Regions from separate parts of the Mus musculus genome. Here all the other regions are linked to region 1. The links are chromatin loops, found by intact Hi-C in ENCODE. Cell type or tissue: heart. All regions are shown on one strand. Links, peaks and the distances in the headings refer to the core of each region. The heading gives the core; the rest is flanking DNA.

Region 1 (6,251 bases), core at 565-5,564:
GTGTGTGTGTGGTGTGTGTGTGTGTATGTGTGTGTATGTGTGTGTGTGTGTGTTGGGGACTTGTGGGTGGGAAGGAGAAGTACTCCCAAACTAGGGTAAGTATGGGCTTTTCTCATTTGCCAGGACAAGTTCATGCACTCCCAAGATTCTGTCCAAATTGATTCTTTGGGAAAGGAAAGCAGTCTAGACTCCAGTGCAAACTCCACATCTTATAACATGCTGAAGACGAGTAAGACTCTGGGCAAACCTGGGGCAGAGCTGCAAGGCCCAGACCTGTGAGGTGGGATGAGAAGTGGGACAGGCAGCCACCATACAGACTTTCCCTATGCCCGGTCACCATGGATCCTGGCCCAGAGTTCCTTTCTAGACCTCTGTCGTTTATGTTTTCTGGACAGCTCCATCTTAGGCAGCAGCCTTGGCATTTTCAGGCTGGCAGGAAGCTGGGAACAGCGCTGTGGAAACAGTGTGCAGCCCGGTGGCCAGGCTTCCCCAGGGTCTAGGCAGGCAATGGATCAATGATTGGGTTAGGAGAAAGGAAGCATGCAGAGTTACCTGGAGAGCCCGCAGCTAACACCTCTGTCCTGCTGACAACAAAGGTGCGAGACAGGGACAAAGGAACTGGAAAATGGAGAAAAACAGGGTGAGACCACATTGAAAGGCAGAGACAGATCTTCCCATCCAGGGGACTGCAGTGGACGCTGTCTCACTAACGTGAGCATCCCACCCCACAAGTAGCAAAGCCCACTGCTGTTACATAAAAGGAAGGGACACAAATGACTTCCCCAGAACAGTATGCCACTGGGAAGAATCTTGTCCTTGTGCTCTTTTCTGGAAAGTTCTTAAACCTCCAACACCCAGTTGAGGTCCACAGCTCCAAAACAGGCTGTTCTCAATGTCTGAGTCACAATTAGCCAAGCCTCAGCTGGTAGGGGCTCTAAGAATAGGCCCACGCTGCACTGCGGCGCTCACTCACCATGCGGCCTCACAAGCCCCTGATTACCCAACTCACTGGTATTATTGGTTTCATAATTTTGGCTTGATACTTTGAGTTGCTTGAGATGATTGCAGATTTCAGAGCAGAGGCAACTGTACAGACTGCCTGAGAATGGCAGACAAAGGTTAGGCTCAGCACTGCTCACTCTGATGGGAGACTAGCCCCATCACAGGGAAGACCCCAAGAGCAGGCCAGGAGGGACAGGGCATGCCTTCCCACATGTCCCAAGGACTGAGGGCTTTATTTTACTGCTTTGTGTCAGGACAAGGTCTCAACCTAGAGCCCTGGCTGGCCTGGAACTTGTTCTGTAGGCCACTCTGGCCTCAGTCTCACTGCAGACCTCCATCTCTGTTTCCCCAGTAGACAGCTGACTCTCCATTTACATGTGAACATGTGCGCCGGCCATAGCACATACGTGGGGAACAGAGGGCAACACGTGGGAGTCGTTCTCAAGTCACCAGGCTTGGTGGCAAGCACCTTTACCTGCGATTTCCTCTTGAGCAGACACAGGCAGGCCTTAATGTCCTGTACTGATCGGACATCTCAGTGAACACACAGACCCCCAGACCCAGGTCAGCCTTTGAAATGAATGATGGGGGCCTCCTGGTGAATGGTCAGCTCTTTGCTGCCTTTTGTTGTTATTTTTTTCAGTTGGTTTGAAAGGTCTCTTATGGTCTAGGGTTAACCTCAAACTTACTACTTAGCTCAGGCTAGCCTCATGGTCCTCCCACCTCCTTCACAAGGGCTGGAACTAGTGTGGCCACCATTCCCAGCCTTTTGCTATCCTGTTCTTCGTGGATTTTCCCTACACTACTGTTCACTGTGAGCGAGGCTAGTGTTCAGGTTTAAATAACCAGTCATCAGCAAAAGTGTGTTGCTCTCATCAGTTTACAGAGATGCCTTAAAAATAGGGGTCTGTTAACCTACGCTAACTCGAGACACATAGTCCCAGAACAGTCACAATGATAATACCTTCCTGTGACATAATGTTTCTTCCTGTTGTTCTGTTTTCACACTTTTGAGACAAGGTCTGTGTAGACTACGCTGACTCTGAACTTGTAGCCATTCACCCACCTTTCCCTTGTATTTTAAGGTCACAGCACACTGTCTGCACAGCACCTCATTGTGTCCTCCTGGATATTATGGGACACCAAGGGCTTTTCCTCAGTGTCACCACACAGTGGGAAGGAAGATCACTTTCAAGTTCATAACAAAGACCTTCTAGGAGGGACCACGCAGGCTCATGTGCACACTCAGGGACAATGTCCCTTAGGACAGCAAAGCCTGCACGAGAGAGCAAGGAATCTTGACAGCTTACTGGCTTTTTAACGCTTACATCCTTATGCCAGTCACACTGCTGCGTGGGACAGCAGGGGAAGACAGATGTCACAAAGACAAACTTGCCTGAAGGGTTGCCATTGCTGTTACATTTTTTTTTTTTTTCAGTTTGACAACCTTCCTTTAAAAAGGACTGTGGTTAGCTTTGGCCGTTGTAAATGTTTCCTTGTACAGAATGTCCTTTTGTATTCTGGCCACCAGGTGGCACCACAGCACCTCCGTTTACCTGCCTAATCTACTCCTGGCCAGGGCAGGCAAGCAATAGCAAAGTTGGGTGCTGACACCCCTGCAGGCCCCTCAGACTCTCAGAGAACTTGCTCAATCCCCGTGGTGGCATAACCACGCACCACAAGCAGCCAGCTCTCTAGACAAACAGTAGCAGCAAACTCCCTCAGCCTCTGGGAGATGTAACGGAAAATCCCCAGAAGAGCTACTCTGTGTGATAGACTTAGAATGACTTGGAATGGAGACCAGGGAACACTTCCCAAAACAGGCGGGGCAGGGGGGGGGTGGCCGGGGGGGAGGGGATGTAACAGACACAAGGCTTCTGGAAGTGCTAAGCTTCTAAAAAGTTCTAAAGCTAACTAGCAACTCAGCAGACCCCAGCGCACACACCCACAGAAGACACGCAGCTTCCGCAGGTGCCTCTAACAGGAAATAGCCTTCGGATGGTTAATCTAAGGGTTAGCATCCCTTGAGTTTACAGTCGCCATGGCAACACACCTCTGGTATGTCTCTTGAGAGTACTTCCAGGGAGGTAAATGGGAAAGACACACTCCTGAGAGTGTGGGGACACAGTCCACAGACCGGGGCTCTGGACTGATTTAAAATGAGGGCGGGCGCTGAGCAGCAGCACTCCTCCCTTCTTCCGTAGCCTCAGGTGGCCTTAGTGCATTGCTCAACCATCAGATGAGGGAACTGCAAGCACATAGTAGGGATGGGAAGGAAGCACACCCACGCAGAGCCCAGATGACCATGGCAGCACAACCCGGGCAGAGGAAAACAGAGTCAGCCCACTACATCCTGTGTCCTACAACGTTCGAGAAGTGAGGGGGGACCTCTGGGGGACAGCGATTCAGAGGAGGATGCTTACTCTCTCCTCTCTCTATCACTAAGGCCTTAATAGTCTGCCTCTCCTAGTGTGTACAGCTGTGTTCGCTGGGTGTGGAGACCTATGAAGGCGTATACCCGGGATGGGTACAGCTTCTGTCTCTATGATGCGCATCAACGAGAACCGATTCATGCTGGGCTCAGGGGAGACTGAGGGAGAAGGGCTGCGTCTTCCTGAAACAGATGCCGGGGCTACTCACCTGGAGAGGCTGTGAGGGCCATCACACCATAGTAGGAGAAAGCGCTGGCTTCAAACTTCATGCCTTCTTTCCCAGCTTCCACCTCCACCTTCCCCTGTGGGAAGAAAAGGTGTGACTTCAGCTTCAACGACACAGAAAGCTAGTCCTCCCTGGGCTTGGCCACACTCCTCTCCAATGATCCCAAGAAAGACAAGCTCTGGAAAATAAAGGGGCGGGCATATTCATCTAAACTAGAGAACTGTGTTAGGCTGGACCTCTGGAAATAACGATAAAGGGATCAGTATCTGTGGGCCCACTTAACATTTTCCCCACAGCCCCAGCTCTTCAAGGGCCCTCGGTAATGAAAAGCAGCGGTAAGCCAAATGCTGAGGATGCTCTCAGGGAAGCCTGCCTCAGTGAAGCAGAGGCAGGAGTATCAGAGACCTATGACCAGCCGGACTCTATGAGGCCTTCAAAGGAGGGGGGGGGGCTGGCGTTATGGCTCAGTGGGTAAGAGCACTGACTGCTCTTCCAAAGGTCCTGAGTTCAAATCCCAACAACCACATGGTGGCTTACAACCATCTGTAATGGGATCTGATGCCCTCACAGTGTGCTCACATACATAAAATAAATAAATTAAAAAAAAAAGAGGACGGGAGAGAGAGGAGAAAGGGGGGAAGAGAAGGCAGGCCCGCAGGCTAACACCACACCACACTTTAAATTCACTAATGCCCAGACTAGGAGGCAGACACAGGTGATCCCCCTTCCAAGTCGGGAAAGAGGAACCGGGAAAAGCAGACGATCCAAGAGCAGCCCTCAGCACCTGCCACCCCATGAACATGAACTATCCCATCACCTCCCTAGGGTGCATTCTAGTCTGGATTAGTGAAGACCCTTCTTTTGCACACCCCCTCCGCCTCTCTTTAGGCACGGGAAATCCTAGCCAGACCCTATGAACCATCTTCGACTGTGTGTGGTGCTGCAGCTCTAACCCTGCCCCTCATGTCCTCCAGGCAAGCGCTCTGCCACTCAGCTGCACCCCAGCACCTAAACCCAGAATTTTAAAGCAACCTGCAAAGGAGCAAGAGTTAGAGCATCGCAGCCATGCAGCCATACCCTACCCAGAGGAGCCGCAAGCAGAGAGGAGCCACAAGCAGAGAGGAGCTGTATTCCAATGTGAGGGAGGCAACCACCCGAACATGCCATGAAGAACAGACAGTATGGCCAGGCATGGAAGCACATGCCTGCAGGCCTAGCGCTCACAAAGCAGGGGTAGGAAGATTGCTACAAGCCCAAGGCCAGTCTGGTCTTGTTTCCTGTGCCTAAAGAGAGGCAGAGGGGGTGTGCAAAAAGAAGGGTCTTCAGTAATCCAGACTAGAGTGTACCCTAGGGAGGTGACATAACATAACAAAGTTCCAGGCCAACCTGGGCTGCAGAGTGACATCCTATCTAAAAACTGTTCTCAAAGCTGGAGGCCGAGACGAAGGCTCAGTTGATAAATGCCTGCCAACCAAGCACGAGGACCCAAGTTTGGGTCTCCATCACCATGTGAGAGACATGTGCCCACCACATCTGAAACCCTTGTGCTTGGCAGGGATGGATACAGGTGGCTCTTCAGAGCTCACTGGCCAGTCATTTGGCCAGCTGATCACTCAAAAGATATGGCGGAAGGCAATAATAGAAAATACCACTGGCTGTCACAGGTACCAGCATGCATGTGCCTACACTCGCGCACACACAGACAAGCACAAGGAAACAAAGATTGGAAGAGTTTCCGAGAGACCCATTTACTTCCTGTTCTGGCACGAGGACACTCTTTCTGGAGAAGTTTATGGATAGACAGGATCTGGCTGACCCACTGGTATGAAGGAAGGTCTAACCCAGGTTGACAGCAGACAGGCTTCCAGGTCTGCACAGACAGGGGACAGAGGGCACAGGGCTCCTGGGACATGGGCAGCTTTTGCAGAGGACATGGGTTCAGGAAGATAGCACAGACCAGGCTAGTGTGGCTGTGCTGAGAAAAGGCCCAGGGGAGGAAGGGACACAGTTAGGGAAACTCTCAGGGAGGGTAAGGAGGGAGACGGAGGAAGCCATTCCCACAGGAGTGTGCGCTTGAGGGACTAAGCGATGGGCATCTTGGGGGAAACCAGAAGGCTGAGAAATGAGGACAACTTCCAGCCAGGACCAGGTCTTCCGCAAAGGGTCCAGCGGCAGCGGAGAAGGAAGAAGATTCGCACCAACCTGAGCTGGGGCTGGAGATGCAGAGGTGACGGGAAGGGTGGTCCCAGAAAGAAGGGAGAGACAAAGACCAGCCTGACGCCTGTGACTGACAGAATGAGGAAAGCCAGGAACCAGAAAGGGGCTGACAGAAAAGTCTTACCAAAGAAACCAGGTGAGGGAGGATGCCCTGGCACAGGCACAGTTGGCAATGACAGCCACCACATGGATGTGACGGGAGCACAAGGACTCTGACAGGGAGCTGCTGGGCCAACAGGAGCACCTCTATGCAGAAGTGAGATAGGAGGAAGACTGGCATCAGGAGGAGCAGCCAGGAGAAGGCCTCCTAGGACCTGAGGCGCCCTTTAAAGTTGGCATCTAGAGAATAGTGTGCCTGGCACATGGGAGGGAGG
Region 2 (6,251 bases), core at 375-5,374, 110 kb after region 1:
GAGAAAATCCGGTCAACTCTCCTTGGGGGGTTGGTCTCAGGGGTAGAGGGTTCAAGGAGGGAGGAGGACGGAGACAGAAAGAGCAAGCCAATTTAAAAAAAAAAAAAAAAAAAAAGCAAAATTGCCCACCTTTCTTAAATTCTTCCAGCATAGCGTCCAACTTGGTGTCGTTGAAAACGAAGTGCAAAGGGTGATTGTAAAACTTGGTGATGGTTTTCAAGGGAGTACAGTCATCCGGATCCACGAAGGCCAAGTCTTTGACAAAGAGCAGGTCCACGATGTTGGAACGTTCTCCCTCGAACACCGGGATTCGAGTGTAGCCACTCTCCATGATCTCCGACATGGTGTTGAAGTCCAGGATAGCCTCGCCGGTTATCATGAAGCAGTCCCTGAGGGGAGTCATCACGTCCTCCACCGTCTTGGTGCGGAGCTCCAGCGCCCCTTGGATGATGTTCAGCTCTTCCTTAACGAGGTCGTTATAGGGGTCAGTAACCCGGAGCATCTCCAGCAGTTTTTCCCGGTTATAGACCGTGCCTATCTCCTGGCCCAGGACGCAGTCCAGCAGTTTGCTAACCGGATAAGAAGCGGGGAATGTCATCATCATGAAAAACTTGGTGAGGAAGATGGTGTTGGCCCCTACCGCCAGGCCGTGTCGGGAGCAGATGGCTTGGGGCACGATTTCTCCGAAGATGACGATGCCAATGGTGGAGACCACCACCGCCACAAGGCCTGAGCCCGCAATGTCGTCCAGCAGGATGGTGAGCGTGGTGTTGACCAGTACGTTGCCCAGCAGCAGCGAGCACAGCAGGTAGTTGCCCTGCCTGCGCACCGGCTCGATGCGCTTGGCATAATTCTTCTCTTTCTCCGTGCCGCAGTTTTGCACGATGCGCAGCTCCATCGGGTCCAGAGCCATGAGCCCCAGGTTGAGGCCGCTGAACATGCCCGACAGGCACAGCAGCAGCGAGATGAAGATCACTTGCAGCCAGAAGGGCAGCAAGAACTTCTTCTCCTCGCCCACTATCATCTTGGTGTCCTCACCGTCGTGGTAAATCCAGGTGGTCTCGGCCCACGGAGGAGGCGGGAGTCCGGCCACCCCCGCGCCACCCTTGCCCCCGACGGTGCCACTCGCAGACCCGGAGCCGCCGGCGCCTAGTGCGGGCGTGGAGAGAGACGTGCACAGGTAATAAGACTTGCTCTTCTCCATCTTGCGCAGCGGTTTAATCTCGATCTCGATGATGCCCGATGTGCGGCGATTGAGAATGATGTGGGGCAAGATGATGATGTCTGAGGTGCGGATGCCGCAGCGCTGGGGGCCGCTGTCCGGCTCCGGAGGCGCGGGGCCCCCCAGCCCACGCTCGCTGGGTGTGTGCCGGCGCCGCTCGTGCTCAGTGAAGGCGATGCGGGACCACGTCTCGTTGTTGATGTTCTGCCCGTACACCCGCAGCTTGACCCGGGTCCGCTCGCTCACCCGCAGAGCACCCCCTTCCATGAACGACACGTCGTTCGTATCCTCCAGCCGCAGCCCGATGATCACGGTCTCCTCGTTCTCGCCGGCCGCTGTGCAGCCGCCCGCTCCCCAGCAGCAGCTCAGCAGTAGCAGCGGCAGCAGCCGGCCCGCAGCTGCTTGCAGGACCCCCCGGCCGCGGGCACTGAGGCTGCGGCGCGCCGCCATCTTCCAAGTGGGCAGTGCGGCGGCTGCCTGCCCGCCCGCCATCTTTACTTCGGGTTCACAAGCGCCACAGCCAATCATAGGGTGGCTGCTCCAGCTGAGGCTTCATCCTTCCCACCCGGCGGCGCGAGCGCAGGCACCGGCGCCCGAGCAGGACTGCAACCGCGCGTTCGCGCCCAGCCCTTAGCTGTCCTTCTCTCTGAATGACACTGATTCGGACTGAGCCAGCTGAGGAACCCCCGGGCTCGAGGGAGGAGGGAGCGGAGGGAGGGGCGTGCTAGCCTCTCCCGCGAGAGGCAGGTCTGCCAGCCAATCAAGAGCGGGTGCCCGCCTTCCCAGCCAGGGGGCTGGAATGGGGGCGTGGTCGCAGTCGGCGTGCCGCACCAATGGCACGGGAGGTGGGCGGGGAGATGAGGGCCACTGTCCTCCTCTGCATGCCAAGTTTCCAACTGAAAGGCGCGTGACTCTTGTGTATGCGCGGGGAGGAGGCGTGGCCATCCCGGATGCAAGAGCCAGTCAAAGATGAGCGCTGTAGGGATGGGGGCGTGGTCTTCCTCCAGGCGGCCAATGAAAGGGAGCGGTCCGCGGGTGCGGCGCTCCCTGTGGGGTCTCTGTAGTAGATCCTCGCGCGCGGCTTGGCAGCCCTGCAATACTGCCCTGAGGCGCGAGGCCTCGGGTCCTTGCTGCAGGGACTTGCGGGCTCCACGGGGCTCCGTGTCGCCGCAGAATGGGCTGAGCCCTCCTTCCCTGGGAGCACCAGAGCCGGACTGGAGACAGCTTACGATGCACATAGCCTAAAACCAAATCGGGATACTAGTCAAGCCCCCCAGCCCACTACCCCTGCATGCGGTTCCTCTGGAGATTCGCGGTGACAGGGTGGCCCTAGCAACGCCGAGGACCTGCGGTCTCCGTGACTCTGTGAGCCCTCAGCTGCTCACGATCATGTGGCGCCACCTGCCGGCCCTCACGGACGACCTTTGCTGTTTTCTAGCTCTCAACAAACCTCTCAAAGTGTGGTCAGCTTCCCAAACTTTGTCATCACAGGGATTCTCCTGTAGTCCTGCTATAATCACAGAATGAGATGGACCCTATTTTTGGTTTTGTTTTGTTTTGTTTTGTTTTGTTTTTTAACGTGCACCCAGGCAATTTGGGGAAATAGGAAGGGGAGAGCAACCTGAGAAGGCCCATGAAAGCTTATTATGAAATGCACAGGTCAAACGCTGTTAGCTCCGGAGAAGATTCATTGTGGAGCACAGCTCACCAGGACTCTCAAGTCCATTGCATCAGACTAGATGCGGTAGCACAGTAGCTCCCAAACTGAACTTTCTGCCTCCCAACTGAAGCGCGTTTTAAAATGTTTTTCCTGATCTTACTTTGTATTCCATAAACACAATACTCTTCCTTTTTTGTGAACACCCACAGTGTTTTTTATAATTTCCAGGACGAGTGATTTCTGGGCTCATTTCAGCGGTATCCTCGCAATTCTCTCTTTTTTTTTTTTTTTTTTTTTTGTTGTTTTGTTTTGTTTTGTTGTTGTTTACAGGGTTTCTCTGTATAGCCCTGGCTGTCCTGGAGCTCACTTTGTAGACCAGGCTGACCTTGAACTCAGAAATCCGCCTGCCTCTGCCTCCCGAGTGCTGGGATTAAAGGCGTGCGCCACCACGCCCGGCCGCAATTCTGTCTTCTTTTATGCTTGTCCTCAACCATTCCCCTGACCTTCCAACTAATGACTTGTCAACCCAGGGCCCATTGCTCCCATATTTGAGCCCTCCCCTAACTCCTCATCTCCTGACAAAAGCCAGAGTGCTCTCATCGCCTACAAGGTTCTGCAAGCTCTGCCCCAACCAGGCTCTGTCATTTTCTCAGTCACTGCCAGGGGATCTTCCTGGCGTCTTCGCATGTGCCATGTCCTGTGGATGGGACTCAACTTCTTTCAGATGCCAACATAGCCCTGTTTAAAGGCTTTGCTCAAAGCCACCAGACTCCATCTCTCCCTTATTTTTCTTCAAAGCAAAGATCATTTACTAATACCATGTGTAAATTACTCATTTGGTTGATAATCTGTCCTCTCTAGAATTTTTGTACACTGTTATATCAGTTCACCCTAGAACACACCTATAGATATTCAAAACATGATATAAAAAGTGTTAAAGAAATAAAGAAGCTTTTACTTTGATTATTTTAAGTAAATGGTCAACTCTAGTCCTAGCCCTCTGGTGTCTGGGGGATTTTTCCCCTACTTCCTATTCTCATACTGCTATATTGGAAAAATCACTTTAGATGAAGAAAATGGGATTCTTAGGTCTCTTATGAGCTTACAAGAGTAGTATTTACAGTTTATAAGTTGAGGTCTTTAGATGTCTGACAAAGGTTCAGGACAGACACAGGGCTTCTAAGCCAGCTAACTGAAAATGTGAGGACAAAGTGTGTTCCAGGCTAAGAGGGAAGACAGTTAGTGGTTCTCGAATATTGAATGCACCATTTGGAGTGGGAGTGCAGAGACAGGAAGAAGTACTTGCCAGCCCTACAGACATTTCCTGTGCAGAGAAAGCAGCGGTCAGGAAAGTGCAGTCTGAGCAATCCTGAAGCGGGCTAGAGGTTCAAGACTTAAGCAAAACAGAAGAGTACCTCCCAGGCGACACCACAAACTGAGCCGGGCTTAGATTCACACGGGGCATTGCTGAGCCATCTTTCTCCTCGGTGGTGGATATGAGCTGCTACTCTGCGTGAATACTCAACACACACAAAGCTGTCTAGACACCTGAGCCAATCCATTTTTCCTTCCATTAGAGTTATCCCCTCAGTCTCAGAGGCTCTCTAAGGTTAGAGAGAAGCTGCTGGTGCGGTTTGCAGTGAGTGGTTTCTGGGGCTCCGCAACCTATCCTTCTGGGGATAGAAGGCGATGGGGCTTGTAGGAAGCCTCTCCTGAAATGCTGGGGAGGGGAGGGGGCTAACACCACAAAACCTCAACTTCGACCATATTTTAATCCATGAAAGGCCACAGAGGGTCTGAGATTTTTAAGAGGTAGCCAGCGGTGTCTCACCCTCGCTTCGTTTTCTCCTTGCCCGACCTTGAATGAGTCACTCAAGCTAAGCTAAACCTCCTGCAAATACCCTCCTTAACTAAACTTCCCCTCCCAGAATCCCTCACTAGAAAACAAGAGAGAAGAATGACAGCTCAATTCTCTTCCGTCCAGAAGGGAAACCTCCCAGTCTGCGGGTTCAGGAATGAGCTCTGCAGCCAGACCCAAATGTCTCTCCAAGGGGCATGCACTGGATTTTCTAAAAGATGGCAAAAAAATTACAAGTGTTTCTCTATACATTTTGTTAACCTAAGGTCTGGTTAATAGAGAAGGTTTTTGTTCTGAAATTTGCTGGGTTGTAGGAAAGCATTCGAAGTTAATGCTCTAAATGGGATTTGGGGTTAGGGGATGGAACCCCAAGGCCTTGGACATATGCTCTGCTGCTGGGGTCCACTCCCACCAAGAGTGACATCTGAATGCCACTAGAGCACACAGTCTTCTGAGGAAAACCAGAAACTAGGGACACGCTGGAATTACACAGACTTGCCCTTGAATCCACTCTGATGGCCCGGAGGGATTTTTTCAGAAGCACGTGTTTAAGTGCTAGAACCCTTTTAGGCAAAATGAGAATTTTTTTTCACCGCAGTTCATAAAAATACTCAGTTAGAGGAAAGCCTGAGGCTTGCTTGTTTTCTCAGGAGGCCTTGTGAGCTTTTGTTGGGTCTTTCCCCACTCCCCTCCTTTTTCTAGATATTCTCTGGACATGGCTACTGAGAAGAAAAGGGGAAATGTGGCTTTTTCACAGCTGGGAGAAAAGGTTTCTTGTTGGAGGTTGGTCTGGTGCTGCTGTGTATTCAGTGCTAAATACTGACCCCCCAAGACCTGATAAACCCCCAATGAGCAGATCCTCACGTATGCCAATGATGCTATGTAAACCTTACCCCACAGTTTAAAGCTATTGGTTAAATAAAAAGAGCCATAGTGTAGTGGCTATTCCTGGTTGTCAACTTGACAATATTTGGAATGAACTACAATCCGGAATTGGAAGGCTCACCAGTGACTCTTATCTGGAGGCTTGGAGATCCTTATCTGGATCTTGGTTTGGAGATCTTGAGCCATCGTGGATATGGATTCCAGAAGATTGAATCTCCGAGTTTAAGGAACACACCTTTAATCTGGGCTACACCTTTTTATCTGGGATTAAGGGTGTGGTGGAACACACCTTTAATCTGGGTGACACCTTCTGCTGGAGACAATATAAGGACATTGGAAGAAGGGAGTCTAGCTCTTGCTCTTGCTCCTTCGCCTGCTTGCCGTGTGAGACTGAGTAACTGCTAGATCCTTGGACTTCCATTCACAGCTGCGACTGAACCATTGTTGGGAATTGGGCTGCCGACTGTAAGTCATCAATAAATTTCTTTACTATCTAGAGACTATCCATAAGTTCTGTGACTCTAGAGAACCCTGACTAATACACATAGCCAATTACTGGGGAGAATAGAGGTAGGCTGGGTTTCAGTTACCGGGCTGGGGGTCACAGGTAGGAACCATGAGGAGAA
Region 3 (6,251 bases), core at 438-5,437, 280 kb after region 1:
TCAGCTGCTGCAGAGCACACCCTGCACCTACCCCACCAGAAGACGCTAGAGGCTGGGACTGGCCTCCCTGAAGGGGAAAGGTGTTCTCCTGGCTCCCTGCAGACAAGGTCAGGAAGCCTGTTCTCATATCTGAAACAGAGGCCGATAAAGGCTGGCACAGGCTCTGCTTGAGTAAGATGGGGTGGTGGCTACTGGGAAGGGCAGGAGGGCCAATTTCGGCCAATTTCGGCGTGCGGTGGGAGGGTGGGGGAGTAACAGGGAGAGTGACCTACCTTCATCAGGTGTAGTCTCTCCAGCCTCTCCATGATGACAGGCAACAGGACTGCAAGAGACAAGCGGCTGAGAGGGAAGCCCACAGCTGCAGGCAGATCACAGCCAAGGGGGCTGCCGTCTCCCCAAGACTCTCCAGAAAATACTCGCCATTGGGAGAAAAACAGAGACTGCACAGGCACCGCTACACAGACTCTCCCCCAAGTCCCAGAGAAAGCACGCTTCCCAAAAGTGTGTTCACCAGCAGAAGGCAGACACACCCCCCCTGGACCCGAAGCATCCTTCTCAAAATGAAAGCTGCCTTGCAGGCTCACACAAACGCATTTGTATCTACTCTGCAATACAGCCCTGCAGGGACCCAGGGCAGTCCACTGCCTCTGCCATTGTCTCCCAGAGACCTCCCACTATTGCTCAGTATTATTAGCTAAATGAAGCTACCTTGCTCCCCCCAATCAGATGAACTGATAGAAACTGGAAGAACATGTGTGGGTCCCCTGTCCACTCTCACAAAAAGCCTGAGAAGGTAATGGTACCTCCCACTTGAAAGCTGAGGTGACCGAGGCCTCGACTAGGTATTCAAGGGTCCCTCCCACCCTGATATTTGAGGTGTTCCCCATCTTACTCATGCCAGGGGCTGCCATGGTGATCCGAGAGATAACCACTTGTGCGATGCCCACAGCCGCAGCTCTCTGGGGGCAGAGAAGAGCTGTCAGGGATCACTTTTCAAGTGTGCATGGGCTGCACTATATAGGTGAGGGGGGAACATGGCCAAGTCTGAGCAGGTAAAGGCATGGATGGACCCACCAGGAGCCAAGTGCCCTTACCCAACCCGCCTGCCTGAAATGACGTGGGAAGCCTGTCTGAAGAACTAAATGAGGATGGGGGGTGTCAGACCTGCAATGGCACCCAGGACAAGTGTGAGGCCATCGAGGAGGGATGGGGTCTGAGGAGGAAGTCTCTCCTCTGCTTACCTGAGAATGGCCAAGCTCATTTTGGTTCCTGTCCTTCACACAGATGCCCTGAATGAGTTCCCTAAACAACAGAAGTTTCTAGATGTTAGGAAGTAGGTGCAAGGAACCTGCCGGGCAGGTGATCCCATCAGGTCACCAGCTCCAAGGACTGATGCAGGAGGAAGCCCCTCCTGCAGCCTGGCCCTTTGGTCTCTCTTCTTCATCCCAGTAGATGGTATCTCAGAAGCCATCCTGAGCAGAGGCCAAGAAAGCCAGCCCCGGATCCTCACTGCCTCAGCGGGCAGACTCCCAAAGCTGTAGGCGTATGTGTGACCTTGAGAATGGTCTTTAACCCTTCTAAACCTCAGTGTTCCTCATGTGGAGAATAGGGATAATCCTGACACCTACTTCATGGAACCTAGTGAGGATTAAATGATCTACTGGCCAAGTTCCGAGATCAGTGCCTGACTTAGTACCTATTCCCCCAAGCAGTAGCTACTCTGTGTAGACAAGCTCTTGGCGTCCCTCAGTTGGAGACCAGGTAAACAGCCATACGCATTCATCTGCTTGGGGAGCTAGGCAGAGCAAGGAGTGGAGGAGAGTGGAGAGATGTGCATGCACAGCACTCCGTAAGCTCTTTCTCCAGGGGCTACCGTGGTGAGCCTCCACCTGCCAAAAAATGTGGCTGTAGTTACTGACAACAGTGGCAATGGCATCCAAGATACCCAGCCCTATGCCACCCGTGTTCTAGAAAAATACAAAAGGGAAAAGAAAACAGAAACTGGACTGAGGATGTAGCTCAGTAGTCATCCTTGGCTAGTGTGCATGGCGAGCCTCTAGGCCTAATACCCAGCATGTCAGAGAGAAAAAACAAAACAGGAAGAAGAAGCAGCAGCAGCAGCCACTGCCACTGCCTCTGGAAATGTACGACTATAACCCCAGCACTCCAGAGGCAGAGGCAGAGGCAGAGGCAGATCAGTGCAAGCTCTAGGCCAGCCAGGACTACACAGTGAGATACAGTCCGGAGGCTAGGAGCACACATCACTTTTGCAGAAGACCTATGTTCAGTTCCCAACACCCACATCAGTTTCACAACTGCCTGTAACTTCAGCTCCATGGAGATCCACTGAGTCCAGTCTCTGCGGGCACCTGCACTCACAGACACATACCTACACATACATACACATTATTAAAAATAAAACCTTTAGTCAGGCATGGTGGCGCATGCCTTTAATCCTAGAACTCAGAAGGCAGAGGCAAGTGGATCTCTGTAAACTCAAGGCCAGCTTGGTCTACATAGTAAACTCCCAAGTCAGCCAAGGATACAAAGTAAGTAAGTCTCTCTCTCTCTAAAAAAAAAAAAAAAGACTCTAAAAAGAAGACAAGAAACAAAACCTGCAAGATACAATGGGTTTCTGCATTACCTTTTGTGAAAAGCTCCAGGGCACACCTGCCCCGCCCCTGGCTTCTCGGAGCACGTGGATACTGTGCTAGCATTAGATGCTCAGTTCTGCAGCATTTCTGCCAGTAAGCTATTCTAAGAGTTTGGGAAGTTAGGCAGCATTTACAGCTCTGACTTTCATTCCCGTGGCCAGGATCTAAGCTAGGGGTATAGTTTTAGGGACAGAGCACTTACCTAGCATGCACAAGGCACTGAGTTCAATCCCCGACATGGACAAGAAAAAAGGACTGGTCCATAGGTCCATGACTAATCAACCCACTCAACCCAATACACTAAATTTAAATCGCCCACTATCTTAGGTCCATTATAGAGGAATGGTGGCCCTTGAGGTGGCCCACTGGTCTTCTCTGTACTGCCCAGCCCCAGGAAGCTACTGGCTCAGCGCATTGGCCTCCTTTCCGTCCCTGCTAACCCTGTGATGGAGAAAGAGAACAAGGCTCCCTGTACTCACTGCTGTCGCATCATTGGGATATTGACACAGTTAGCGGCAGCCACAGCGGCAAAAGGCACCCATCGGCCCACCAAGGGTGGGGCTCTCTGTTGAAGGCAGGGAACAACAGAAGTTATTCAAGCTCAAACAAGAGGCTTTGGAATATACAGGAAGAGAGGCAATCAAACACAGCCAGTGACATATGTCCAGACATCCACTCTGGAATCCTCAGACTCCTATGAGCTGGAGCAAGCTGTTTTCACTGGAACTCTGCTGCCCTCTGGTGGTCACTGTGCCCACAGCTCCCCATTCGTACGTACCTTTGTCCACATGTTCATGCCCACTGCAGTGGCCACCGCAGTAGTAGTAGCTGTGAAGTAGGAGAGGGCCATCTGCCTAGTGAGAGAGAAATTCGAGATGGATGAACACGTAGGTGTTGGGAGTGGTGTCACAGTGGCTCAGGCAGGGCCAGGGTCTCTTTAGCAAGAGACTCGAGTAATTGGGCTTCAGGACTCGTGTGACCTGTCTCACCCACATTCCCATCACTCAGTGCCAAGCACCCTCAGTCCTCTCTCAGAGCATTAAACACACAGCACTTTTTCTGCCTCAGAGCCAGTGTATATTGCTGCTCCCTGTTTAGAGAACCCTCCCGGCCTCCTACATATTTGAATCCTTATGCTGGCTAGTTTTATGTCAACTTAATACAAGCTAGAGTCATCTGAAGTGGGACCCTCAATTGAGAAATGCCTCCATAAGATCTGGCTCTAAGGCATTTTCTTAATTAGTGATTGATGGGGGACGGCCCAGCCCATTGTGGTTTCTTAATTAGTGATTGATGGGAGACAGCCCAGCCCATTGTGGGTGGTGCCATCCCTGCACTTGTGGTCCTAGGTTCTATAAGAAAGCAGTCTGAGCAAACCAGAGGGAGCAAGCCAGTAAGCAGCAGCCCTCCATGGCCTCTGCATCAGCTCTTGTCTACTGCCCTGCTTGAGTTCCTGCCCTCCCTGCTTTTGGTGATGAACTGTTCTATGGAACTGTGAGTGAAATAAACTCTTCCCTCCCCAAGTTGCTTTTCATGATGGTTTCACCACAGCAATAGTAACCCTAGCTAAGACAACACTGATCTTTCAGAGCCCAGTTGGATGCCATCTCTCCAGAAGGGATTTCCCAAGGGAACAGTCCAAACAGAGCCACTGCTGTCCTGTCCCACCATGCATCTCCATGACAACAAAACGGCAAGCAAGCATCACTACACACTCGTCCATGTGTTTGGTTTGGTTGGGTTATTGAGAGAGATCTCAACATGTAGGCTGGCCTTGAACTCACAGAGCTCTGCCTGCCAGCCCAGTTAGAAGATCTTTAAACAGAGCCTCTTCTTACTCATAAGGGAATCTCAAGCCTCTAGAACCTTGCCTGGCACATAATTAACACTCAGCAAAATTCTGGGACTAAAGAGATGGCTCAGTGGTTAAGAGAACCAGGTTCAATTCCCAGCTCCCATACCCAATGACTTATAACACCTGCAACTCCAACTGGAGGGTATCTAACACCTTGTGGCTTCTGCACACACATATGGCGATCAGTAACAAAAGACACACACAAACAAAAATAAACCTTGAGGAATGAGAGATGGCTCAGTGGTTAAGAGCACTGTTTTAGTTTTGGTTTTAAGACAGGGTCTCACTACATAGCCCAGGATGGACTGAAACTCACAGAGATCCCCTGCCTCTGTCTCCTGAGGGCTGAGATTAAAAGTGTGAGTCACCATGCCCAGCTTGTTTTTTTTTTTTTTTTAAATTACGTGTGTGTACATGTGAGCATGCATGCATGTAGAGGTCAGAGACCCCGGAGCTGGACTATTGGACCTAGGTGGTAGGATCCGGACTTAGGAGCCCTGGCAATGCAGAGCATGCTCTAACTACTGAGCCATCCATCTCTAGAGCTCACGAGCACTGGCTGCCCTTGCAGAGGAGCCAGGTTGTATTCCCAGCACCCACAGGGTGGCTCACATCCATCTATAACTCCAGTTCCAGGGGATCCAATACCCTCTTCTGATTTCTGTAGGCACAGGGCAAGCATGACGTGCACAAAGAATAACACAAAATAAATAAATCTAAAAAGTAAAAATAAATATATATTTTTTTAAAAAATAGAAAAGAAGCCGGGCGGTGGTGGCGCACACCTTTAATCCCAGCACTCAGTAGGCAGAGGGAGGCGGATTTCTGAGTTCAAAGCCAACCTGGTCTACAGAGTGAGTTCCAGGACAGCCAGGGCTACACAGAGAAACCCTGTCTCAAAAAAAAAAAAAAAAAAAAAAAAAAAAAAGAAAAAAAGAAAAGAATAAATCAGTCAAAAGAATGGATATTTCAAAATAGTCTGGGGAAAAGATACTCTCAGTTGGTCTTAATATTTCAAACACTGGGAAAGGGTAGTCTGGCCACCTGCCCAGAGTGGACCCCACTCAGAAAGAAGTTCACGAGTGAGCGGCAGGGCTGCTCAGAGAGTCAGAGGATAGCAGCTCGCCTACCTGACAGACGTGGGGGAAGCTGCATTCCTGTTGGTGTAGTTGACCAAGGCATTAAAGGACTGGTTCACCCACTGCCAGAAAATGACTGCAGGCATTGTCCTACAAGCAAGGGAGGAAGAGAGATAAAGAGGGGCTCTGGGGTGGCACCATAGCATCCGCAGCTCCCTAAGACATTCCCAGTCTTTTTATGCTCCTGGGCTTCTAGATGGGATCCCACCCCGGGATACATCCTCTTCCTTTCACAGAATCCTGCTTGGTTAAAATACTTTTTCCTTTTTTTAAAATTATTTATTATATGTATATGAGTACACTGTAGCTGTCTTCAATCGTACCAGAAGAAGGCAACCATTACAGATGGTTGTGAGCCACCACATGGTTGCTGGGAATTGAACTCAGGACCTCTGTAAGAGTAGTCATTGCTCTTAACCACTGAGCCATCTCTCCAGCCCAATACTTTTCTTCTTGGAATTTTTCTGATCCTTCTTCTGCCCTTCCTGAGACAATCACTCCATGTGTCCTGTTCCCATGACTCAAAATTCTTCCCTCCTTCCCCGACCGAAAACCACTACTTCCCAATCTACATTATGCTGTGTCTCCAAGAGGGAAGACTCT
Region 4 (6,251 bases), core at 852-5,851, 270 kb after region 1:
GCAAACCAACCAAACGGAACAAAGTACAAAAGCTACCCTGTCCCCAAAATAAGCACTGCGAGTGCCAGAACTGCGGTAAGAAAACAAGCCCGAGACTGATGAGTTGTACGCAGAGCCTTGCACTGAAGACCCCACCACCGCCCCCAGACTGCAGGACCGTTTGCCAACGCTTTTCCTTCAAGAAGTGGACCTGGTTCCTATGAACAACCAGCTCACCTCCAAAGGCTCCACACTCCTAAATCAAGCCCCCTAACAAGGCGATTCAAAGGCTACAGGGAACAGCCCTCAGACAGCCACAGAAATAGAAAAAAGCAACTTCATTATTCTGTATTCTATTCCATCGATACCTACTACCTGCGCTTAACTTTCCCAGTCCTGAGAGCTGCAACTTCTCAAGGAGACAAATGTATCTCTCCTGGCAGCTTACGGTTTTGACTAAGAAAACAAAGAACCTAAACAAAGTCAAAAACTGAAGGGCTTCATCCCTGGGGAGGAATACAAGAAAAGATCAGAAAACGAACTCGATCATTCACAGATTATCTCCCAGATAACATATCCCCACTCCCAGCCCCCGCCCCATTAAGATACAGCAACTGAGCCGGGCAGTGGTGGTGCACGCCTTTAATCCCAGCACTCAGGAGGCAGAGGCAGGGGGATTTCTGAGTTCGAGGCCAGCCTGGTCTACAAAGTGAGTTTTGGGTCAGCCAGGGCTACACAGAGAAACCCTGACTTAAAAAAAAAAAAAAAAAGATACAGCAACAGATAAGCTGCCAAATCATTGTAGTATATACATAAAGGGGACTATTATTCGGTCACAATGTGGGTGAACCTTGAAAACATGACGGAACGTGAAAGACGCCCCACATACTACAGCATTCCATTACACAGGGATGTGCAGAACAGGTAAACCCACAGAGACACAATGCAGGCTAGTGGGTGTCGCCAAGGGCCAGGGCTGGGGGTGGGGGAGGGGTGGAAACAGGCAGTAACTGGTTAATATGGATCATTCTTGGGGATGATTCAACTGTTTTGGAAGTAGATAGCCGTGGTGGTTGCACAACCATGGAGCGCCACAGTGATTCACTTTAGAACTGTTGGTTTTGTTCTGTGACTTTCAGCTCACTTGAAAAAAAAAAAATCTTATCAAATCACAGAGCTCGGCAGAGGATCAAGAGTTCAAGCCCTGCCTGACCTACATTGCAAGATCCTGTCTCAAACAAAACAAAACTCAATTATTTTGGGGTTTTGGGTGTTTTTCTTGTTTTGTTTCTTGAAGAGGATATTCGGGAGAAAAATAAGATACGTATGTGAAAGGGCTGCCCTTGAGCTCTAAGGGGAAAGGTAAGAATTCTGCTAACAATTTCTGCTCTTCAGCGTGATGTGACGTGCTAAGCTGCACAGGCTGTCCCTGTGCCTGTGGAAAACAGACAATGATGGGAAGAAAGGGGAGAAACCAAAGGAAACGATAGAAGCTTTGCCAGATTTAACAGGGGAGGGGTGATTCCCCCTACAGCACCCCACCCAATCTGGCACCAAGAGTAACGCTTCAATTAGGGTTTCGAAACGCCAGCCCAAGCTAGAATCAGCATAAGCAGGCATCTCGGCCCTGGACTCAGGAAGAGCAAGCCACCCAGCAAGAAAAGCTAGGGTGCTCCACTTGCTGCCGATATTGGCATCGGAACCACCCTCTGCTCAAAAGCCCTGAGCTGGCTCGCTCGGATCAGCACTAGTGACTTCTTCCCAGGACAGCTAGCCTAACAGCACGGTTTTCTCACACTCAAATGTGCCCCTCCTCCTGAGGGGTTACTACTTCATCCCTACTATCTCCCAAGAACCTTACCTCCAGCAACAGCCCACCAACGTACTATGCCTTACAGCATTAAAAATAAGAGTCAGGATGCCCTCAGAACTTTTCCTTTGTCCAGCCTGAAATAAATACCATGCTGAGCCCTCCTCCCTCTGGGGCCAGTGCAGTAACCTGGGATCCCAGCACACACTGGTGTGCACACAGTCTCTGGCTCCGGACTCTACTGCGGAGCAGAAATAGGGCCCACGGGCGCCAGTGTGCGGCGATCTCCGCGAAGAGTCCTCCAGAGCACCTACCATAACTACCCTCTCAAAGGACCCTCAAGTCGCCTGGCACCATTGCCTCTGCCACCTTCTTGACATCCAACTCGTCACAGGTGTCCCTCAGCTAAACATCAACACCCCCACCCTTCACCTGGTCCACCTTAGCCATGGGCTTCCCTCCCGAAAACACTCAACTCCTTGCAAACAAACCTCTTTGAGACCCCCCTCCAACCAGGCCTCGACCGCCCCAGACCCCCAAGCTAGCCCAGAAGCCCTCCCCTTACCTGCGGGGGCTCAGCCCTCACTGACAGGGGGCTGGGCAGCGCCTGGAGGAGCAGGAGCGCCATGCCACCCAGGAGCCTTCTCCTCTCCATCCCCCTCCTGCTCCTGCTCCTCCGCCACGGCGCCGCCACCCCTCCTCCTCCCTCTCTTCTTCCCTCTGCTTCCTCCTTCCCTTCTTTTCCTGTTTCGCTCTGCCCTCCCGCTTCCGGCTCGGCTCCACCCCGCCCCAGGCAAAGGGCCCGCCCAGATGCAGGGGAGGGTCTCCAGCTCCCGCGCCTCATTGGCTCCTACTTTCTGTCCATTGGTCAAAAGAACTGTGAGTCAAATACCAGTCCCAGCCACCCTCGTGCTAGGTGATTTGGCCAATGAAAAGTGGGAGGAAGCTGGGCCATCTTGAATGCTGCGAGGTGCAGAAAAGTGCAGAGCGCCCCGCCCCGCAGAGAGTGGCGGAAGTAACAGGAGCTAGGGACACGACCACCCGGATGCATTGAAAAGGTTTACAGTATTTCAGTCATTTTGAGTGTGGCGGAAATGTTATGTTCCCACAGTTAAGTGGAGGTAAAAGAAAGAAAGAAAAAAAAAAGTGGTGAGGTATAATGATTCTAAAGCGTGCTTCCAACTGCAGTCTATAAGCCTTTGGTGCTTTTTGTATTAAAATAAGTAGAGGTAAAAGAAAGAAAGAAAAAAAAGTAGTGAGATATAATGATTCTAAAGCGTGCTTCCAACTGCAGTCTATAAGCCTTTGGTGCTTTTTGTATTAAATTACAGGAAGCCCTATTATCAGGATCCTTTTTCCAAGCTCACTACCCAAGCAGCAGCTTTGAGTCATTTGAGTCCCCTATTAAATAGCACCTCTCTTAGCGATAGTGCTCTGCTACCCCCAAGTTTCAAGGACAAAACTCTTCAGACCCTACTCAGAAATAGCTCTGAGACCCACCAATCATTGCTTCATCCATGTTATCTTCCGGCTAAATGAAAATGGCTTCCCTTTGCCCCTCCACACACCGCAAGGACAATACTAGTCCACACAAACCCACACATCACCATGTAGCTGCTTCAATTTGAGAATTCTTGTCCAACAGGGCAGGAGGATGTATCACTCTGTGGTAAATGGCTTGCATGGGCAAGGCCCTGAGTTCAGACCCTGGTATGGGCCATAAGGAACAGAGAAAGGGAAGAGATAGAGGGAGGAAGAGAGGGAAAAAGAAAGAAAAAATTACACTTCAATTAGTTACAGGATGTACTTGGCTAGTTTTTGATGTAGGGTCTCTTCCTGTTGTCCATACAAGCCAGAAACTAGGTAACTCAGGCTGTCCTCAAAGTTGTGTTAGTAGTTCCCATGCAAAGCCCTCCTGCTCATTATAACTGCTGTTCAACACCTTACAGGCCAACTCAACTAAATGGATAAGGGTTTGGCAGCGGGTGGGGGTGTGGCTGCTGCCGAACCGACCTTGGCTTTCTAGGAGGGACAGTGAAAGTGTTCTGGATTACAGTAGTGACAACTGTAGCACTTTGTGACTGGACTGAACGTTACTAAACCATACAATTTAAAGGGCTGGATTTGGCTAGGTGTGGAGGTGCATAGCTGTAATCTCAGCACTCACGACTGCATAGCCTGAGCTTCATCGAAAGGAAAATACCAATTTCATGCTGTCTGAGTTCCATTTTACTGTCTAAGTGGGTGTGGGGTTAAATCACAGCTGGGATCTCGGCACTCGAAGTCCTTTGGTACAACTGTGTGGTGTCAGATGAATGCTGGCAGCGTTATATCCTCGGGCTCCATCTCAGACCTACAGAACCGGAAGCTGGGATGAGCCTTTCCACCTGTTTTCACAACATCTTCGGATGACCATAGTGCACATTTTCCCCCTTTGAGGCAGGGCTGGAATATACTATGTAGAGCAGGGTAGACTCAGACTCATGAAGATCCAGCTGCCTCTGCTTCCAAAGTGCTGGGATTGATGGCATGTCCCATAGGCCTAGTATCTATTTCTAAAAGTCACAGTTGCGGGATAGGGGAGGCGTGTTAAAAGTCTACGGGACACATGCACAGCTTCTATCACATATTCTAGGTTTTCTTTTAATAGCCCATTAAGAAACGTAAAAATAAATTTTTGTTCCTAAGTGCACAAAAAAGAAAAAAACCAAACAAACAAACCCAGAGAGCAGGCAGATTTGACTATGTATGGCTCGCCAATTCCAGCCCTAAGACAATGTATAATCTACGCCGGGAGACCTGTGGAGCACCGACAAGGGTCGGTGGGTTCTTCTCCATTATTAAGGAAATCAGACAGGTTCCCTTACAGTTGTGACATCCTCTGGCATGCCAAGGCCAAAGTCAGACCATAGAACCTGCTTTCCATCAGGGGTTAGTAGCTTAGTTTGCAGACAGTGTTTCATGTTCTTTCAAATAGTTTATTCAATTCATAATGGTGCGTTTGAACAGAATCAGCAAATCTTGCCAGACAAAACTCATTACACACTGACCCCAGGTAAGCCAGTCCCCCAGGGAACTAAAGTGGCCCTTTGTGCCCTCCTTAGGCTTGTTGGCCCTGGTGGACTTCCTGTCTGAGGTGTCCAAGTGAGGCTCCACATCCCACCAGCACTCAGCAATCTTTGGTATGTGACCTAACAGGCAGAGGGAAGGAAGGCAGCAGGAAATCATCCCACTCACAGTGAGGGACTTGACTTGTAAAACAGAGAAGGCAATGAGAGAAGAGACCTCTCAGCTAAAGGTCCCAGAAGTGGATTTGGACATGATATTAAGACAGAATAGTCATTTTTCCAAGGCGCAGAGCTTGATGCCCCACATAACCTCCGTAAAATGGTGGTTTGCCCTACACTTTCATTTTCCTTGTCTTTTCAAGACAGGGTTTCTCTGTGTAGTCCTGGCTGGCCAGGAACTCACTCTGTAGACCAGGCTGGCCTCGATCTCAGAGATCCGCCTGCCTCTGCCCAGAGGGTACAGGATTAAAGGTGCTGCCCTGCATCTCTCCTACATGTTTTTAAGGCTGTAGTCCTGGTGAATTCCCACTCAGAGGTGTCCCAGCCCTCTTTGGTATGAGACCTAATGGGCCAAGGAAAGGAACTATTTGTCCATGGGTTTTGTTTTTGTTTTGTGTTTGTGTTTGTTTTTGTCTTTTTTAGTACAAATAACTCCAAGGACTTGAAAAACTCAAATCTAGAAGCATTCCCAATGGGATAGCCCAGTCAGGGCATCATGGGGAAGAGTAGAGATGAGTCCCCAAGAAGATTCACATAGCTCCTTTATCTCTCCCTGGATAAGGAGCTGGAAAGAGGGCTCAGCAGGTAAGAGCTGCCGCTGCTCTTCAAAAGGACCAGGGTTTGACCGCAGGCTGGCTCACAGTAGTAACTCCAGTTTCAGATGATCTGACATGCTCTCTGACCTCTGTGGGCACGGCATGCAGAGACATGCATGGGAGCAAAACACCCACCCATAAAAATGTTTTAAAAAATGATAAAAAGCTTTTTTTTTTAAGAATCGCAAGGGTAAATGTTTCTCTTGCTTAGGAAGGAGGAAGCAAGCCGGGCGTGGTGGCGCACACCTTTAATCCCAGCACTCGGGAGGCAGAGGCAGGTGGATTTCTGAGTTCGGGGCCAGTCTGGTCTACAGAGTGAGTTCCAGGACAGCCAGGGCTATCCCCCCCCCCCCAAAAAAGGAGGAAGCAGGAGAAGAGGAAGAGATTAGTGTATCCTCTGTCCTGACTGGACAAGGATCACTCGATTTCTAAATATCCTAAACTGTGTGAGCACCTCCCATACACCAGCAACCTCTGCTGAGAAGACCTCTGCTTCTGGTCCCAAGGGTCAGGGGGCAAGGACAAAGCAGGCAAAATACCTTGTTCTTGTTCCCTCCCTCTATTTTTTGAGTAAGTCTC
Region 5 (6,251 bases), core at 614-5,613, 290 kb after region 1:
GCGATGGCTCCTCTCCTTAAAGCCACGTGATCAGGTGGGACAGAGCGATGGCTCCTCTCCTTAAAGCCACGTGATCAGGTGGGACACAGCGATGGCTCCTCTCCTTAAAGCCACGTGATCAGGTGGGACAGAGCGATGGCTCCTCTCCTTACAATCCTGGTGCTACTGCTTTCTTGTTGCAGAACAAAGTATGGAAGTTAGGAGGGAAAAGGGCGGGGCATTTTGGCTCATGGTTCCTAAGAATGCATCCCACGGTGGCTGGGAAGGTCTGGTGGCAGGAGAGGGAGGTGGTAAAACAGGGGAAAGCTGGTGCCCATCTTGCTTCACTTTAGGACCTAAGCCCATGGTTGGTGCCAACCACATTTAAAGCGCTGTCTTTCCCACCCAGTCAAACCTCTCTGGAAACACCCCCACAAGCATGTTCAGAAGTGTGTCTCCTAAGTGATTTTGAATGCAGGCAAGCTGACATGAAGAGTAACCATCAAAAGGGTCATTTGTGGGTTTGTTTGTTTGCTTTTTAAAGCACCACCTTACTTAATTTAAATATTCACCTGTAAAGTTGGGAAATGTATTCATTTTTCCTCGATAGCTATCCTGAGGCCTAGCATGGAATATTTAGTGTCCTGGGGAAAGTCCAGCTTGCCAGCAGGCAGGTATTACAGCATGAAAGTACAGAGCCATAGGCTAGGCTATAACAGCATCAGTAGCTCTGAAGTCACTTAAGCTAAAATTTGAGGAGGGAGGAAGAGGGAGAGGGAGATGGGGAGGAGAAGGGGGGGAGGGAGAGGGAGGGGGGAGAGGGAGAGAGGGGAGAGGGGGGAGAGGGAGAGGGAGAGGGAGAGGGAGAGGGAGAGGGAGAGGGGAGAGGGAGAGGGAGAGGGAGAGGGAGAGGGAGAGGGAGAGGGAGAGGGAGAGGGAGAGGGAGAGCATGCTGAAGATAAGCCCCGATGAACTGCTATGTTTAAGAGATGAACAAAAATAGGTGGTCTGAAAAGACGGCAAAGAATGTAGGAGAGAGAGGCAGGCAGAAGCAACGGGAGGGGAAATGGAGAATAGAGGTCAACTTCTGCATTGTTGTAGTTATTAGGGTGGGAGAGACTTTGGGTTAGCACACTCCAGAAACTGAAGGGAAAAATCAACATGCCGAGCCCACAGCACTCATGCCTGACCTTAAAATGGCCTCAAATGGGATCTCTGGAGAAGACAGAAGCTGGACTGCAAGTGATCATTGACAGAACTCAGATTTCTCCCCTGCCTCCCTCCTCTCTCCCTGACCCCCATAGGATAGATCCAATACCAAAAGTGTTTCCCTCAATCCAACTGCATGCGTGGTGGAGGAAAAAGGTTCACTTCCTAGACACAACAGAAGCTAAAAGGAGTCTAACTGGCAAGTCACACATTTTCTTGGTTCGCAGAGCCACAGGCTGAGGACAGCTTGACTGAGCTCAACGGACCAAAGTGCCATGCTCCCAAAACACACACACGTGCACATGCCACCTATACATACGCACACATGTGCAATACACGTCTACAGAGCCAACCCTCTCTGGCATCTCCTCCCACCTTCAAGGTAATATTACAGAGGCCTCTGCCCTTCACGCAGAGGCCCCTCCGCCAGGATGTGGTGGTCACACGCTAAGTATGCAGGTGACGCTTGCTTTCTGGACTATTCATTTGCATGTCTGTTTTTTTATTTGGAGCAGGAGAGGCACACACGGTGGAGCACACGTGGAGGTCAGGGATCAGCTCGAGGGAAAATCAGTTCTCTTCCTTCTGCCCTGCGGGTCTCGGGAATTGGGCTGCGGTTATCACTTTTGCTTTCTTTTGTTATTTTTTAAATAAGCCATAAGGTTCCTCCCCAAATTTACACTTATGTATCTGAAACAACATCCCCCCACAAAGGACATGCATAGTTCCTGAGTCCTTCAGGGAAAACCCTGGTCCTCCTGTTCTGAGCCCTCACAGCCTCCTGCCTTTCCTCACAGCATCATGGGCTTCTGTCATTCACAGCAGACAGACAGTGAAGTTCATTAGCACCATCAGTGCTCTATCTCGCCTATGCCCTCTAAAAACTTACTTACTCTAAGATATATGTTACAATTTATCTTGGGTTCTCTTGATCTCAAGGATGGCACTTCTAAGTCAAACTCAGGACTTGCCTTGGTCACACAGTAAGAGCAGGTCTGTCTCCCTGAAGTTACACACTGTCAGTTCCACCAGTATCAAGCAGAGAGAAGGAGAACATCAACCCAACCCAGGCTGTAACAAGGTCACGAGGCTGTGCCTCCCGCTCACCTGGAGAGGTCCTCTGCTCACTATAATCTATTTTCCACCTTAAAAAAGAAAAAGAAGGGGCTGGAAAGATGGCTCAATCTGTAAAGTGCCACCACCGGGTAGAGATGTGCACCTGTAACCTCCATGCTGGGGTGGGAAGGTGGGGGCACAAGGAGAAGATTCCGGGAACCCACCGACCAGCCAGTCTAACTGAACGAGCTCGGAGTTCAGTGAGAGACCCTGACTCAGGACTAGATCTTCTAGCATCCGGAGCTCTGGTTGTAGGGAGAGGGATTGAAGAAGACACCCACGTGTATACACTCACACAAACACATTCATATACCAATACACACAACACCATACATTCGCTAGATAAACAAAAAAGTCCAGAAATGGAAGCCCATGTCAGAAACCCCCACATTTGGGAGGCAAAGACAGGAGGGTCAAGAATTCAGACCAGGACTAGAGAGACTGCATCTTAGCTAGTTATTATTATCTATTGCTATGAAAAGACACCATGCATGGTTTTCTGTCTTTGGTTTCTGAAGACAGGGTCTCTCTATGTAGCCCTGGTTGTTCTGGAACTCTCTCTCTATAGACCAGACTGGCCTCAAACTCCCAGAGATCTGCCTTCCTCTGCCTCTTTCTCACAAGCAATGGAATTAAAGGCAAGTGCCATCACCATCCAAGTGGAACACAGCATCTCTTAAAAGAAAGCACTTAATAGGATGCTTGCTTACAGTTTCCAAGTTTAGTTCATAACCACCAGGGTAGGAAGTGTGGCATCGGGCTAGCAGGCATGGTGCTAGATCAGCAGCTAAGAGCTTACATCCCAATCCACGGAGAGCTGGCAGAGAGAAAAGACTGAGCCTGGCATGGGTTTTGAAACCTCAAAGGCCACTCAAAGGCCACATCTCCTCCAACAAAGCCACACCTCCTAATCCTTCCTAAACAGTCTACCAGTGTAGAGAACTAAGCATTCAAATATATGAGTCTATGGGAGCCATTCTCTCTCTCTCTCTCTCTCTCAAGATTTATTTATTTATTTATTTATTATTTATTTATTTATTTTAAGTATATGAGTACACCATTGCTTTCTTCAGACACACCAGAAGAGGGCATTAGATCCCATTACAGATGGTTGTGAGCCACCATGTGGTTGCTGGGAATTGAACGCAGGACCTCGGGAAGAGCAGTCGGTGCTCTTAACCACTGAGCCATCTCTCCAGCCCATATGGGGGTCACTCTCATTCATACCACCACTCAGGGGTACAGCTCTTGCAGACCACCCCAAGACTTCAGTTCCCAGCATCCACGGGGTGGTTCCCACAATCATCCATGACTCCAATTCCAGGGGAATCTAACACCTTTTGACCTCTGTGACCACCAGACACTAGTGGAGTGCACATAGAGGCAGGCAAACATTTATATAAAAGTCAAAGGAGGCTGAGCAAACCCCACACACTCTTTTTAATCCCAGCACTTGGGAGACAGAGCCATGTGCATCTCTGGGAGTTCAAAGACAGCCAAAGCTACATATTGAGACTCTGTCTCAAACAAACCAAAACCAACCAACCCACCAAATAAATAAAGTAAAATGTTTCTTGTTTTAAAACAAGCTCAGACAAACCTGGGCGATACATTGAAACTATCTATCTGGGGGGGGGGGAGGGGGGGAGCCTGAAAGGTGAGTAGATGGACAAGGGCAATTGTCACCCAGCCTAACTTGTTCACTGGCTAGAACTTCATGGTGGAAGGAGGAAAGGGACTCCTGCAAGTAGTCCTCTGACCCCGCTCACTCGTGGGGTGTCAGTCCAAAAGACACTCAGGAGCTTGGGCACACAGAAGTGTCTGCTGGCCTCAGCCTCACTCACCTGTGACTCCTCCCAGCTTTTCTTACCCCACCCCTACCCTAAACTTCCTCAGCTCAGGAAAACCAGCTTCCCTTCCTCCAGCTTCTCAATCCTATAGAACACCACCCCTACCCCTCCCCCACCCCTCCCCCACCCCCCGCATGCGCCATTTCAGCCATGGGCTCTCTTGACCCCTCTTTGGTCTTCCTCCCAGGGCCTGGTTTATTCTGCTGGCCATGTTCAATGTGTTACTCTCTCTCCCTGCTCTGGACTCCCCCAGATGCTTCTAAGTGTACTTCCGGTCATATCTACAGTAAAATCTTCTCCTCAACCATAACCTGGAGTGGTCGTATCTTCACTCTATACACAAGGTACTGGATCACCACACACACACACTTTTTTTTTAACTCGAGATCAATTATGAGAGACAGAGCACAAGAGAGAGAGAAGAGAACAAATGAAGCAGACTAAGAGTGATCTTCCCTAGAGAAAGCTCATCTCCTCCAGCAAGTGGGACCAAAGCTCAGAACAGACCCATAGTCACAGTTCTGAGGTAAGAGTACTTGCCCCCATAGAATATTTGCCCTGTGGGCACTTGGCCAGGGGAGGTCCAGGCAGCTCAAAACTCTGCAAGAGCAGACCAAAGACCACTGAAATAGCAGACTACCGTCAGGTTGCCTAGAACAAGCAGGAGAATGACGGTAATAATTAAACCAGCAGGCCCAGGCTCCTGCTTACAGACACACTCATCGGGACTCCAAGGTAACAGTGAAAACAGATACCGTGCTACCTGAGGGAACCCTGAATGTGCCTTTTCCCACAAAAGGGCCCCAGTGTGAAGAGCAGTAGATTAGTAGATAAACGGAAGGGGAGGGGTCTCTAATCTAACAACTCACCTAGTGCCTCTTTTATTCTTCCTTTTCCTTTTTTTGAGACAGGGTTTCTCCATGTAGCCCTGGCTGTCCTAGTAGACCAGGCTGGCCTCGAACTCAGAGATCCAGCTGCCTCTGCCTCCCAAGGGCTGGGATCAAAGGCGTGCGCCACCACCTTCTGTCTGATCACCTTGAACTTCTTTAGTCAAGATTCAGAATTGACTTTTCCCTCCAAGGATCCGATACAAGTAGGCAGGTAGCAGATGTTTCTGACTGTGGGGCTGGAGCCATGGCTCAGCACTTTAAAGAGCAATCGCTGCTCTGCAAGAATCCCTGGGTTCAGTTTTCAGCACCCACCTGGTGACTGACAGCCACCCATAACTCCAGCTCCCGGGTACCAAAGACACATGTGATGATGCACTTACATACATGCAGACAAAACATTCATATACGTAAAGCAAATAGTTTTAAAGGTTTTATAGAAAGTTCTTTACTTGGTTGTAAAAAAGACCTGAAAGCTTCGCACTATGTACCCAGTGCCCAGAAGTACCCAGGAAGGAGGCAGTCCTGTGCAAATTTAGGGCCAGTATGGTCTACATAGTTTTGTTCCAGGCCAGCCAGAGTTCCATAGTAAGACTCTCAAAACAACAACGACAACAAACCTGAAAACCCATACTGGAAAAATCTGCCTTTGTTTAAGTAATGGCAACTAGGTTGGTGAAAGAGGTAACGCCTGAACCCCAGATTAAACTATTGATAATAATAATAATATGTCACCCTTTCTTTGCGACAGGAATTGCTCTCTATGTACGTGACATACATGGACCTGTAAGATAGATAACAGGTAAACACACATCAACAGACTTCCAGAGATACCACTTCTACCTAAACTATGAGCTGTTGGAAGAGTTCTCTGCTTATTAACAGGTATAAACAGCTCTGAGGTGTGGGGTGTAGTGTATGTAGGTCGGTGGCAGAGTGCTTGCCTACCCTGTACAAACCCCTGCATTCTGAGTTCAGTCCCCGGGGGCAAACAGCACTCCTACCTGGGCCACAGTGTTTACAAGCAACACTATAAAATAGTTTACAAGTAAAAAAAAAAAATAGTTTACAAGTTAGTTCAAGTCCGGACTCTTATCATCTACAATAACCGATTTCTAGGGTTGTAAGGAAATTAAACCTCATATAAAAAAAAACATTCCACTAGGAAGAATGCAATTTCCACGAAGGCAGGTTGTCGGGAACCAACATG

Evidence for each region. A loop is a pair of places that touch in the nucleus more often than their neighbours do. Peaks named below come from ENCODE experiments on the same cell type or tissue, not always from the same donor. Only the 100,000 strongest peaks of a DNase experiment are listed, where the experiment ranks them.
Region 2: it touches region 1 in a loop (8-fold over the local background); 41 of 42 quality-filtered maps call a loop at or near these places.
Region 3: it touches region 1 in a loop (2.6-fold over the local background); 13 of 42 quality-filtered maps call a loop at or near these places.
Region 4: it touches region 1 in a loop (3.0-fold over the local background); 12 of 42 quality-filtered maps call a loop at or near these places.
Region 5: a loop joins it to region 1, with 4 times the contacts of the local background. A loop is called at or near these places in 8 of 42 quality-filtered maps.

The regions. Positions count from the first base shown.
Region 1 is chr19:46,866,023-46,872,273 of GRCm38, reverse strand. Cnnm2 (cyclin M2) reads right to left here. Exons shown (of 8, transcript NM_033569.3): 5 at 3,643-3,736; 6 at 553-618. Among named protein-coding and RNA genes, the nearest start is that of Nt5c2, 93 kb to the left of the region's middle. In heart, for the core only: a CTCF peak has its summit at 2,513 (motif pointing right); a DNase peak (open chromatin) is centred at 2,593; H3K27ac peaks cover 312 bases.
Region 2 is chr19:46,757,272-46,763,522 of GRCm38, reverse strand. It overlaps Cnnm2 (cyclin M2), which reads right to left and starts at 1,914. Exons shown (of 8, transcript NM_033569.3): 1 at 130-1,914. The coding sequence starts at 1,750. In heart, for the core only: a CTCF peak has its summit at 2,618 (motif pointing left); DNase peaks (open chromatin) are centred at 582 and 2,022; H3K4me3 peaks cover 2,521 bases; H3K27ac peaks cover 1,664 bases; H3K27me3 peaks cover 496 bases.
Region 3 is chr19:46,585,192-46,591,442 of GRCm38, reverse strand. It overlaps Sfxn2 (sideroflexin 2), which reads right to left. Exons shown (of 12, transcript NM_053196.3): 4 at 5,640-5,738; 5 at 3,433-3,508; 6 at 3,134-3,219; 7 at 1,242-1,302; 8 at 893-959; 9 at 273-322. Among named protein-coding and RNA genes, the nearest start is that of Wbp1l, 11 kb to the left of the region's middle. In heart, for the core only: a CTCF peak has its summit at 3,402 (motif pointing left); a DNase peak (open chromatin) is centred at 3,392.
Region 4 is chr19:46,595,397-46,601,647 of GRCm38, reverse strand. It overlaps Sfxn2 (sideroflexin 2), which reads right to left. Exons shown (of 12, transcript NM_053196.3): 12 at 4,747-6,251. Wbp1l (WW domain binding protein 1 like) reads right to left here and starts at 2,542. Exons shown (of 5, transcript NM_001177812.1): 1 at 2,355-2,542. The coding sequence starts at 2,444. In heart, for the core only: no CTCF peak of the experiment used is centred there; DNase peaks (open chromatin) are centred at 1,019, 1,597 and 2,737; H3K4me3 peaks cover 2,105 bases; H3K27ac peaks cover 2,167 bases.
Region 5 is chr19:46,573,922-46,580,172 of GRCm38, reverse strand. All of the region lies in intron 1 of Sfxn2 (sideroflexin 2), which reads right to left. Among named protein-coding and RNA genes, the nearest start is that of Sfxn2, 3.7 kb to the right of the region's middle. In heart, for the core only: no CTCF peak of the experiment used is centred there; no DNase peak of the experiment used is centred there; H3K27ac peaks cover 830 bases.